2 separate regions of the Mus musculus genome follow, and region 1 is linked to region 2. A link is a contact called in ENCODE Hi-C or POLR2A ChIA-PET data. All regions are on one chromosome and are shown on one strand. The core of a region is the stretch at or near the end of the contact, and the rest is flanking DNA. Distances in the headings are between cores, read along the strand shown. Region 1 holds the start of Efcab8 (EF-hand calcium binding domain 8). Region 2 holds the start of Mapre1 (microtubule-associated protein, RP/EB family, member 1).

Region 1 (5,117 bases), core at 1,548-4,047, 38 kb after region 2:
AAGGCCCATGCCCACAGTGATGCACGTACTCCAAGAAGGCCACACCTCCTAATAGTGCCACTGCCTGGGCCAAGCATAATCAAACCCTCATAGTCTCTCACTAAACCTGAGGTCTCTGTTTCAGCTAGCCTAACTGGCTAGTGAGCCCCGGGATCCTCTTGTCTCTACTGACCTCTCCCTGCCTGGCTCTGGCGTTAACTTTGCGTGTTTCAATGTCAGTCATTTACATGGGTGTTGGGTATCTGAACTCAAGTAAGTCCTCAGTCTTGGACAGCATGACTTGACCCAGTGAGCCATTTCCCTCCTGTGTTTTGCTTTTCGTAGGTTTCCTGCATAGATCAGGCTGTCCTGGAGCTGGCTGTGTTGCTCATGCTTGCTTTACAAAGCCTTCTGCTTCAGCCTTGTAAGTGCTAGAGTTACAGGTATGTGCTGCTAGCATTCAGCAGGCCATCGACGTGAGTATAGCCAGTTGTATTCTGCAGTCTGGGTTTGTGTTTTTTCCTCATGGCGTGATTTATACATGGCTTTATTATCGCATCACGACATGCCATCTACTTCTGTCATTATTGATGGATGCTATTTATTTTTGAGACATTATCTCATGTATGTGTGATGGCATCAGATGTAACCAAAGGTCATGAGGCCATGAGAGGCACTGAGCCATAACTCCAGCCATCAATAAATGAAAGAGAGAGAGAAAAAATTGAGGCTGGGTCCCTCTGTTGTAGCCCTGGCTGTCCTGGGACTCTGTAGACCAGGCTGACCTTGAACTTACAGAGATCAGCCTGCCTCCGCTTCCTGACTGCTAGAATTAAAGGCATGCAAAACCATGCCCAACAATTCAAAACAAAACAAAGTGAAAAATGTGAAGGCACTGAAGTCATTTGAAGTTTGAAGAATAAGTATACATATACATTCTGACTTCATACAAGTCACATGTGGACTTTTTTTTTTTTTTTTTAGAAGTTTTGTTTCTTGGCGGCAGTCTCCAATCTCTGTTAACCTTTGACACCTGGGAATCCAGATTGACTTCCTAACATAGGAGTATGCCCCTGTCCCCAAAAGGGGCCCAAACTTCAGAATCTCCATTTCGACAAGGTCCGCTTGTCTGGGGGGAAAACCCTACTCTACTCAGAATCTGTAGAATATTCTGTTACATTTAGGCAAAAAGGGCCTGCCCTGGGCCCAGAACTTTAGGGCAATCCTTCCTACCTTGTCTTCTCTGGCTGTGTCCTACTTAACTAATGGAAGATTCCAGAGGCTAAGGAGATGTGGCCACCCAGAGTCAACCCCCTATTCCGTTCTCTGAGCACTAAGACTCAGTACTACTGCCCAAGGCAAAGGGGCATTTTTAAATCTTAATGATTGCTATGACCTTTTTTTTTTTTTTTCAATTAAAAATTAGATTGTGGGTGTGGTGGTACACATACGTAGTTCCAACACTTGGGAGGTGTTGGGAGCCGCCCCCACATTCGCCGTTACAAGATGGCGCTGACATCCTGTGTTCTAAGTGGTAAACAAATAATCTGCGCATGTGCCAAGGGTATCTTATGACTACTTGTGCTCTGCCTTCCCCGTGACGTCAACTCGGCCGATGGGCTGCAGCCAATCAGGGAGTGACACGTCCGAGGCGAAGGAGAATGCTCCTTAAGAGGGACGGGGTTTCGTTTTCTCTCTCTCTTGCTCTTGCTTCTCTCTCTTGCTTCTTGCTCTCTTGCTTCTTGCTCTCTTGCTTCTTGCTCTCTTGCTTCCTGCACCCTGGCTCCTGAAGATGTAAGAAATAAAGCTTTGCCGCAGAAGATTCTGGTCTGTGGTGTTCTTCCTGGCCGGTCGTGAGAACGCGTCTAATAACAGGGAGGTGGAAGGGAAGAGTATCAAGTCATACATGGCCATCCTTGGCTATTTATATAGGAAGTTCAAATCACCTGGGCTCCATGAGACCTTGTATTAAAAAACAAAACCATGGCTGGAGAGTTAAGAGCACCGACTACTCTTCTAGAGATCCCGAGTTCAATTCCCAGGACCACATTGGTGCTCACAGCCGTCTATATAATGGGATCCGATGCTCTCTTCTGGTGTGTTTGAAGAGAGCGACAGTGTACTCATACAAACAATAAATAAAATTTAAAAAACAAAACTAAAGCCTAGATCTAATGGGTCCACTCCTGTTACTGGCAGCTCCTAGAAAGGCCCTGCATTTGCTTTTAGCCTTTGGTAGGCAGAACCAGGACACTCCTTATCCTTGATCACCAACTCAAGGGATCACCAGTGTGCACTGTGTGGCTCCACAGAGCAGGAAGATGAGCGAGTGGAAGTAGAAATCAAAGCCCAGCCAGCTTTGGACCTCCAAACAGGAAAAGGTTGGAAATGAGAAGCAGGCCTTGGGTGAGTCTGGCAACCGTGCTGCTTAGGCGTGAGACGAAGCCCAGCAAAGTGCCAACACTAAAGAGATCTCTGTCCAACCAAAAGGGGGTTAAAAACTAGGGCCTGGCCAAGACCTGGAAATCCACTTCAGCTCCAGGGAGAAGACAAAGGGAAAAATTCCAAAACTAGAGGTGTTAGTAGAAACCAAATCGCTGTAGTCCTAGGCGAAGGAGCAGGAGAAACCCCGCCTTCCCTCGCTCCCCTATCCCGGGTGCTACCCCTGCTAGCCGCCTGCCTCTGGCCCCGCCTACCATAGCCTCGCCCCTCCCACCTACTCTCGCCAACCAGTTGCCGCTTCGGCCACGTGGAGAGTAGTTTTCCTCCAGCCGCAATTTCAGCGCCTGTCCTACCCACGCGCACATTTGTCTTTCCCAGACGAGGTTAACGTCTCATCTCGCACAGCTGTGCCTTCTGAGCCCTTCCCCTGGAGACATTGTTCTCTGTGCCCCCCTTTGCTTCTGCTCTGTTATCCTTCCTTGATTCTCGTAGAGGAGCTTGGGAGTGCGCTCCCTGTTCCTAAAAGGACTCCAAACCGTATTTCCGTTCTTCCAAGGTCTGAACTGGCATCTGCAGCAGGCTGGAAAGGGCAGATAGTGCTTAGACCTCAGGATGTCCCCGGCCAAACTGTCACCAGCTGGAGCTATCAGCCACTTCCGCCCTACCTTACCTAGTGCCTTAAACTAGGACGGGCAAGTCCTTTGGGGGTACAGGAAGAAGGACAGATTGGGGCCTACCTATCTTCCCTTCACTCGGGATTTGGAACCTAGTGCAGTGACAGATGTTGGCGAATATTACCCACCATCCAGTTTAGGTCCGGTTTCCTGCGACAGCTGCCTAAGGCATGCTGGGGCACTCCGCCACACCCCCCCCCCCCAACTTCCGTACTGCTGGGTTATTTCCCTTCATCCTGTGGTATTCTCATAGCTAGGAGCTAGCCCTATCCCATCTCCTTCTCTTCCCCACCTTCTTCCCCACTTCCCCAGATTTGTATTCCTTTTTTTTTTTTTTTTTCATTCTCTTACAAACTACTTCCGGACACTTGTTTGTTTTTCCTTCAGAGTTCACAACCATCTGGTTCTGTCTGCATTCCCTTCCTCAAGGTACTCTGTGGGGAAGGAGGACCCCAGTTCAATGGGTTGCATTACGGGCCACCTTGGTTTAAGGGAAGGTAGGACCCTCCCCCCTTTTCACTGCCATAGAGTGAGCTGGAGGGTAGATGTTGATGAACAAGGGTGCAAGGGCCACCTTCTTCCTTTGTTCTGTTTTGAAGAGGTAGTTGGTTGTCCCAGCCTGAAAAAAAAAATCTTTCTTTTTTCTTTCCTTCTCCCCCTTCTGTGTGTTAGAGGAATGCATATTTGACAGGTGCCCCCACTTCTACACCTGCCCAGATAACTGCCATTAACCTTATGGCATATTTCCCCAGGTCTTTTTATTTTTTAAAATTTATTTGACATGTGTGAGTGTCTTTGTTTTGTTTGTTTTTTCGAGACAGGGTTTCTCTGTGTAGCCCTGGCTGTCCTGGAACTCACTTTGTAGATCAGGCTGGCCTCGAACTCAGAAATCCACCAGCCTCTGCCTCCCAAATACTGGGATTAAGGGCATGCGCCACCACCACCCAGCTATGTGTGAGTGTTTTATCGGCATGTATGTCTATGTATTGTGGGTGTAGTGCCTAAGGAGGTCAGAGGAGAACATCAGATCCTCTAGAACAGTAGTTACAGTCGGTTGTGGGTTGCCATCTTGGCTGCTAGGAATTGAGTGCAGCTCCTCTGCGGGAGTTTTTAACTGCTGAGCCATCTCTCCAGCCCTGCCAGGTCCCTTTCAAGGCCAATACAATTCATATAGTTAACAGAAATGTACTTTAGATACACTTTTGCATTAGGTTTCTGCCGTTTTCCGTGGCTCTTTTTCCAGTACCACATCCTGTCTCTTGTGTTTCCTTTTTCTATTCTTTAAATGTATCTATACCCTAAGCTTATGAGTCCTCAGATTTCTAGAGATTTGCGTTTTATTTCTAGATGAGTCGTCACAGCTTGCTTCATGCCCTCGTCCCTCCATGCTCCTCTTTCTGGAGAAGTTTCTGCCTTTTCTCTTAGTTGTCCTTACTTTCGATGTCAAGACAGCACGGGGGAAGACCTGGGCCGGTTCCCCTCCCCACTGCCCTTTCTCATGTGCCTACTGCTCTTCTTCCCATTTAGAGCCAGATGGTAAGGATCTTGTATTATGTTTTTCTTCTCACTCTTTTCTCTTCATTTCCCTCTCTCCCTGATGCCTCCTAGGAACCCTGTGGTCCAGGGTCCACACGGCTTACGTGTCAGTCCCGTGGGTATGACATTCTCTTCTCCTTCCCTGCTGTCTGTTTTGTTCTCTGAGAATGCCTCCCAACTCTCATCAGATCTGGGGACCCTGCGGGTCTGGTGCCCCAATATCTTGACTTCTCATTAGAAACATGGCTCTCTCCATGAGTTCTTATCTCATCTCACTGGAGAAGGTCCTGCCCCCAAGGGCCCTGGAGGGGGTTGGGAGGGTGTATGCAGTGGAGGGTTGTGCCTCCACTTTAGATGTGTGTCTACCTCTGGATCTGCTTCTCTCGGTAGTGAATGGCTTTTGGGACCTCCACATGGCTTGAGAAGTCCCTGGATTCTACAAATTCTGGATTTAAGCTAGTAATCTTCATGGCTTCAGTGGGCCAG
Region 2 (5,582 bases), core at 2,336-4,835:
GTGGTGCACGCCTTTAATCCCAGCACTGGGAGGCAGAGGCAGGTGGATTTCTGAGTTCGAGGCCAGCCTGGTCTACAGTGTGAGTTCCAGGACAGCCAGGACTATACAGAGAAACCCTGTTTCGAAAAACCAAAAAAACCAAAAAAAAAAACAAAAAAACAAAAAAACCTTTACACAGGACTGTGGTAAAGCACTTGCCATCCATGCATGAGGAACACTGTTTGGATCCTCAGCACCCACCTAAAAAGCCTGGTGGGTAAGCAGCCCATCTGTAACCTCAGTACTTGGGAAGCGGAGATGAGGATCATCAGGGTAAGCTGACTGGCTAGACTAGAGAATTGGTGAGTTCTGGATTCAAGTGTGAGACCCTGTTTCAGTCTACAAGGTGAAGAGTGATAGAGGAAGGTTCTTGGTATCAACCCTGGGCTCTGTACCTGGAGATACGCATGCATGCACACAGGCACACATACAAACAATCAGGCATGAACACACACATACATGTGTATAAAAAAATTAGAGTTGCACAAAAGAAGAAAAACTTTATGCAGATCTATTTTCTCCCAGGGGTGCTGGAGAGGGAATTCAGGGCTGTGTGTGTGTTAGACAAAGACTCTGCTGTTAAGTTATGATCCCAGTCAATACATATCTCATTTAATCTCAAGTCTGAGCAGAGGCAGGGCTTAAACTCAGATCTACTAACTTTGCTACTTAGGATATGTTTCTAATATAAAATAGCATTATCAATGTTATTGCAAAGCATTTACAAATATTTTTGGTAGATTATTGTTATTGATGTTTCATTATAATGTTAATTTTTTAAAATAACACATAGCCTAGGCTGTACATGGAGTTCCTGTCTTCCTGACCCACTAAATTCCAAGATCACAGCACACTCTGCTCTTTCCTCTTGCTTGTATTTTTCGATATCAACCCTTTTATAAGGGTAGTAGCTCATCTTTTGGGACCAGTGTCAACTCTGGGGCGTCTTCCCATGCTGCAAAGCAAAGTCAAGTCTGTTGTAAGATGCTTGGAGTTCTACTTACCATGGAAACTGGCAGTGTGCAGGCTGGGAATGCAGCTGGCAGAGGCCTTGCCTAGCACACCCAAAGCCCTAGGTTTGATTGTCCAGCATCACATAGAATGGGCATGGTAATACACAGCTTTAATCCCAGAACTCAGGAGGGAGAGGCAGGAGGATCAGCAATAAGTCATCCACTGCCACCTTGTCAGATTCTTAGCCATTCCTGAGCTTCAGCAATTAGGACTAGGTCCAGGAATGGCCAGGAGGTAAGCACCTTGCTATACATACACTGGCTTGGCCTAGCCCTCAATCGATCTGTTAGTAAACCAAGTTTCGAGTCACTGATGTGTCTAGTTTGCCTCCTTTGCCAGAGTAGAAATGTTAGGAGGTCATAGGCTATGTCTAGTTTTAGCTCACCATCAAATGCCTAGGGTCTGTCTCTTTGCTTAGAGACAATAAATGCTGGCAGCCAGGCTTGGTGGTACAGGCCTGTAATCCCAGCATTTGAAAAGTAGTAACAGGAGGGTAGGAGTTCAAGGTTATCCTCAGCCACATAGGATGCAGGAGACTGATCTGGGCTATATTAGACCCTATCTCAAAAAGAATTATGAATATATAAATAAGTGGTATTGTGGCAGAGAAAGCATTCTGTGACCTGTGATTCTGGGCAAGTCAGCTGGCTTCTCTGAGCCTGTTTCCTCTGCTGTGAAGTGCTGCAGTTCATCTTTTCTTCCTATATACAAGCACTGAGACACAGTCTGGAGCTAGAACAGGAAATTGCCTCCATGCAAAAGCAGAAGATAAAGGCATTAAAAAGTAAGGAAACATTTGCAGTGCTAAGAATAAACCAGATGACATTGCAGGTGCTCTTACATGGTGACTTAGTTTTTCATTAAGGTGCTGTGCTGGGCAGTTTTATAACACCTTGACACACGCTAATGTCATTTGAGAGGAGGGAATCTCAATTAAGAAAATGCCTCCCTAAGATGAGCCCTTAGGCAAGCTGGTAAAGTGTTTTCTTAGTCATTGATGGGGGAATCTCATCAGCCCACTGTGGGTTAGGACACCTCTGTGCTGGTGTGGTCTAGGGTTGTGTACTGGCTAGTTTTGTGTCAACTTGACACAGCTGGAGTTATCATAGAGAAAGGAGCATCAGTTGGGGAAAGGCCTCCAGGAGATCCAGCCGCAAGTCATTTTCTCAATTAGTGATCAAGTGGGGAGGGCCCCTTGTGGGTGGGACCATCTCTGGGCTGGTATTCTTGGGTTCTATAAGAGAGCAGGCTGAGCAAGCCAGGGGAACTAAGCCAGTAAAGAACATCCTTCCATGTCCTCTGCATCAGCTCCTGCTTCCTGACCTGTTTGAGTTCCAGTCTTGACTTCCTTTGGTGATGAACAGCAATGTGGGAGAGTAAGCTGAATAAATCCTTTCCTCCCCAAGTGCTTCTTGGTCATGATGTTTGTGCAGGAATAGAAACCCTGACTAAGACAGGTTGTATAAGAAAGCAGGCTGAGCAAGCCATGAGGAGTAAGCTAGTAACCGACATCCCTCCATGGCTTCTGCATCCACTCCTGGCTCTAGGTTCCTGCCCTGTTTTCCTTCAGTGATGAACAGAGATAATATGGAAGAGTAAGCTAAATAAGCACTCTCCTCTCCAAGTTGCTTTGGTCATGTTTCATTACAGGAATTGTAACACTAACTAAAACAGGCGCCAAATCTTTTTTTTTTTTTTTAAATTTAAAGGCAAACAATAACTGTGTAGCTCTCTGGCTGGCCTTGATCTCAGAGATTCTCTTGTCTCTACCTACTGAGTCCTGGGATTAAACGTTCATACCACCACAGTTATTTGTGGGCATATTTGCGTGTGTGTAGGCATGCGAGTGGCACTGCCCATGTGTGTTAGTCAGAGGACAACTTGCAGGACTCGCGTCTCACCTTCTATCAGTGGGTCCTGGGGTTTGAACTCATGTTGTCAGGTTTGGGGGCATGCACCTGCTAAAGCATTTCGATGGCCATTTTTTCTTTGTTGAGACCAGATCTCGCTGTGTAGCTCTGGCTAGCTTGCTACTGTAGACCAGGCTGGCCTTGAATTTACAGTGATTCTCTTTCCTGTCCAAGTGTACACGAGTGGCCTAGCACTCCCAGTTTTTTCTTTCTGAGACAGGGTCTCGTGTACCTCAGGCTGAACTCCCAGAGAGAGGGTCTGGGATGATGACAAAACGATTTGCTGGCAAGATAGGTGTGTTCCACCACAGCTGCCATCTGTGGTGTTGGGGACTGAAACCAGGGATTCATGTATGCTAGGCGAGCTAACCTTCCTCCCGAGCCTATTCATTAATCCATCTTGGTCAAACGAATTTTCTTCTGGGCTACAGCAAACCAGAATGTGCAACTGGACTCCGCCTCCTCAGAGGACTCACACGTCATTGGTCGCAACTGACCACGTGCCCAACAGGCTTGCTCCCCGCCCCCGGGCATGCCAGCTGTCGATCAAGCATTCGGCCCCGCCTCCGGCTCGCAGGCCAGTCCGTCTCTATAAAAGGCCGGGCGGGAGATGACGAGCCCCTGCGTCGGCGCGTCACGGCGGGGTGCGTGTGAGGTCATCGCGCGCGGGCGGGCGGGGTCCGACGGTTTGAACGAGACGAAGACGGAACCGGAGCCGGGCGCGCGGACGGCGGACGCGGGTCCTGAGAAAGCCGGTGAGGCGGCTGGCGGGCCCGGGCGGCGGCAGCAGTCGGGAATTCACGGGAGGCGGCTCCTCGTGAGCAGTGCGGAGCCGCGCGGGCAGTGGGGGGGAAGGGCGGGGCCGCGATCCGGTGCGCGGCCTGGGCCGGGGGCGCGCGCTCCGTTGTCCCGGGGGCGGGGCGTGGGCCGGAAGTGGGGGCTGCCTAGTGGTGACCGGCGAAGTCCTGACTTTGCGGCTGGGCCTGGAGGGTGTGTGCCCACGGGCGCGCGCGCGCGCGCGCGAGGGGCGCGGTGGGGACCCTGGGTGTAGGAGGCGTCGTTGCATAATGGGTGGGAGTTGGTCCGCGGAGTTGGCCGCAGAGTGCGACCTTAGGCAGGCGCTTCAGCCTCCCCGTGCCTCAGTTTCCTCCTCCGTAAAATGGAGACAGTAGAATTAAGCACAGAAAGGTTTCAGCTCGGTGCCTGGCAGAAGTCAGGCGGTCCGCGGGTGGTGGTTGAGTGCCTAGTAAATGCTAGGCCCCGGTCTCATCAGGGAGTAGACAGGCAAAGACATGCTTTCTAGGAGTCTGCTTTGTGGGTAGAGAGCCAGGAAGCAAGAAAATGAATACATGGCCAAGATAATTTCTGTAATTACTGTAAAAGGGCGATACCAGTACTGCAGGGTATAGCCTGACCTCTGCATCTTGGCGATGAGGATCCGGTGGCCCATTGAGGGAAGTTCAGCTAGGCCTGATGTCTGCCGGTGATGGGATGTCTTGACTAGCATTAATCAAGATAGCTCTTTAATGGGCACTTGTGTATAAGGCATTGTGTTAAGAGCTTGATGTAGCATTGTGTCATTTAATAGTCACATTGCCTTGAAAAGATGCTATCTTTATTCTCTTTCTTTCCCCTCTGTTGTGTTTTGCTCATTTTATTTTCTCTGTGGGGCTGAGAGGTGACTGCAGTTCCCCCACTGTGCTGAGCTGCTCATCATTCTTTTACAGAGGCGAGTCTGAGACTTTGGGTAGGGAAAGGACTTGCCTTACGTTGTCCAGCAAGTAACTCAACTCCAGAGTCATATCCTGTGTGCTACTCCTCCTTCTCCATCTAGAAACTGTTTCATACTTTTGTGGTGTCAAAGTGCCAGGACATAGAAGCTTGGGAGGCGGTGTGCTTTTCTGATACTTACCACAGCTCTGTGAGGAAGGTAGGGTCTTATTCATTTTACAGGTAAGCCATTTCTGAGGAAAGGAGACATGTTTCATACAGGGTCACATAGCTCTTTTTAGTGCCACCTCCCTCTTGCCTTTCCATAGGACTCTGGATGGTACTTGGAGAGGAATAGGGTGTACTTTATCCTACACTGAATTGAAGTGGGTAGGGAGCCAAGTGTGGTGAACATGCCTGTAGTCCTTACACTTGGGAGGTAGATGCAGGAGGATCAAAAATTGAAGGTCATCTAGCTATTGAGCTAGGTCATGAGATAGTGTGTGAAAAGGCTGACTAGAACTAGTTAGGGAGACTCCTGGGAGAGTCACTGAAGGGAGAGAAATACTTGAGTAGACGGAAAGGGGATTTTTCTTGTGGTTGTACCTTGCTTAGCTCAGAGAGCCCTGAAAAGGTGGGGTATGTGTTGAACTCAAGGGTATTGCACTGAGGCTAAGCAGTGGACATTTTTGTTAGTTGTTCTGAGACAGGACCTTATCTTGTACCCTAGGTTGGCCTAGAATGCTCTGTGTCCCACACTTGTCCTGAATTTGGAGTGGTGTCTCTGCCTCAGCTTTTTGAGTGCTATCTAGGTTTATGGGCATGGGCCTTCACTTCTGGCTCAAACATTCTTACCAGAAAGTGAGAAAGAGCTTTGCTGGAGAGGTAGGCTCTGTTTTGACTGCCTGG

What was found. A loop is a pair of places that touch in the nucleus more often than their neighbours do. ChIA-PET counts read pairs that join two places held with the same protein, here RNA polymerase II (POLR2A).
Region 1: a loop to region 2 is called in a map of heart, with 2.6 times the contacts of the local background. The contact joins the promoter of Efcab8 here to the promoter of Mapre1 in region 2. A Hi-C loop is called at or near these places in 1 of 37 maps with a recorded cell type or tissue (heart). POLR2A ChIA-PET finds 5 or more read pairs at or near these places in 4 of 5 experiments (Patski and embryonic stem cell).

Annotation. Positions count from the first base shown.
Region 1 is chr2:153,776,449-153,781,565 of GRCm38, forward strand. Efcab8 (EF-hand calcium binding domain 8) reads left to right here and starts at 2,798. Exons shown (of 29, transcript NM_001370916.1): 1 at 2,798-2,977; 2 at 3,483-3,524; 3 at 4,443-4,631. The coding sequence starts at 4,465.
Region 2 is chr2:153,737,702-153,743,283 of GRCm38, forward strand. Mapre1 (microtubule-associated protein, RP/EB family, member 1) reads left to right here and starts at 3,586. Exons shown (of 7, transcript NM_007896.3): 1 at 3,586-3,718.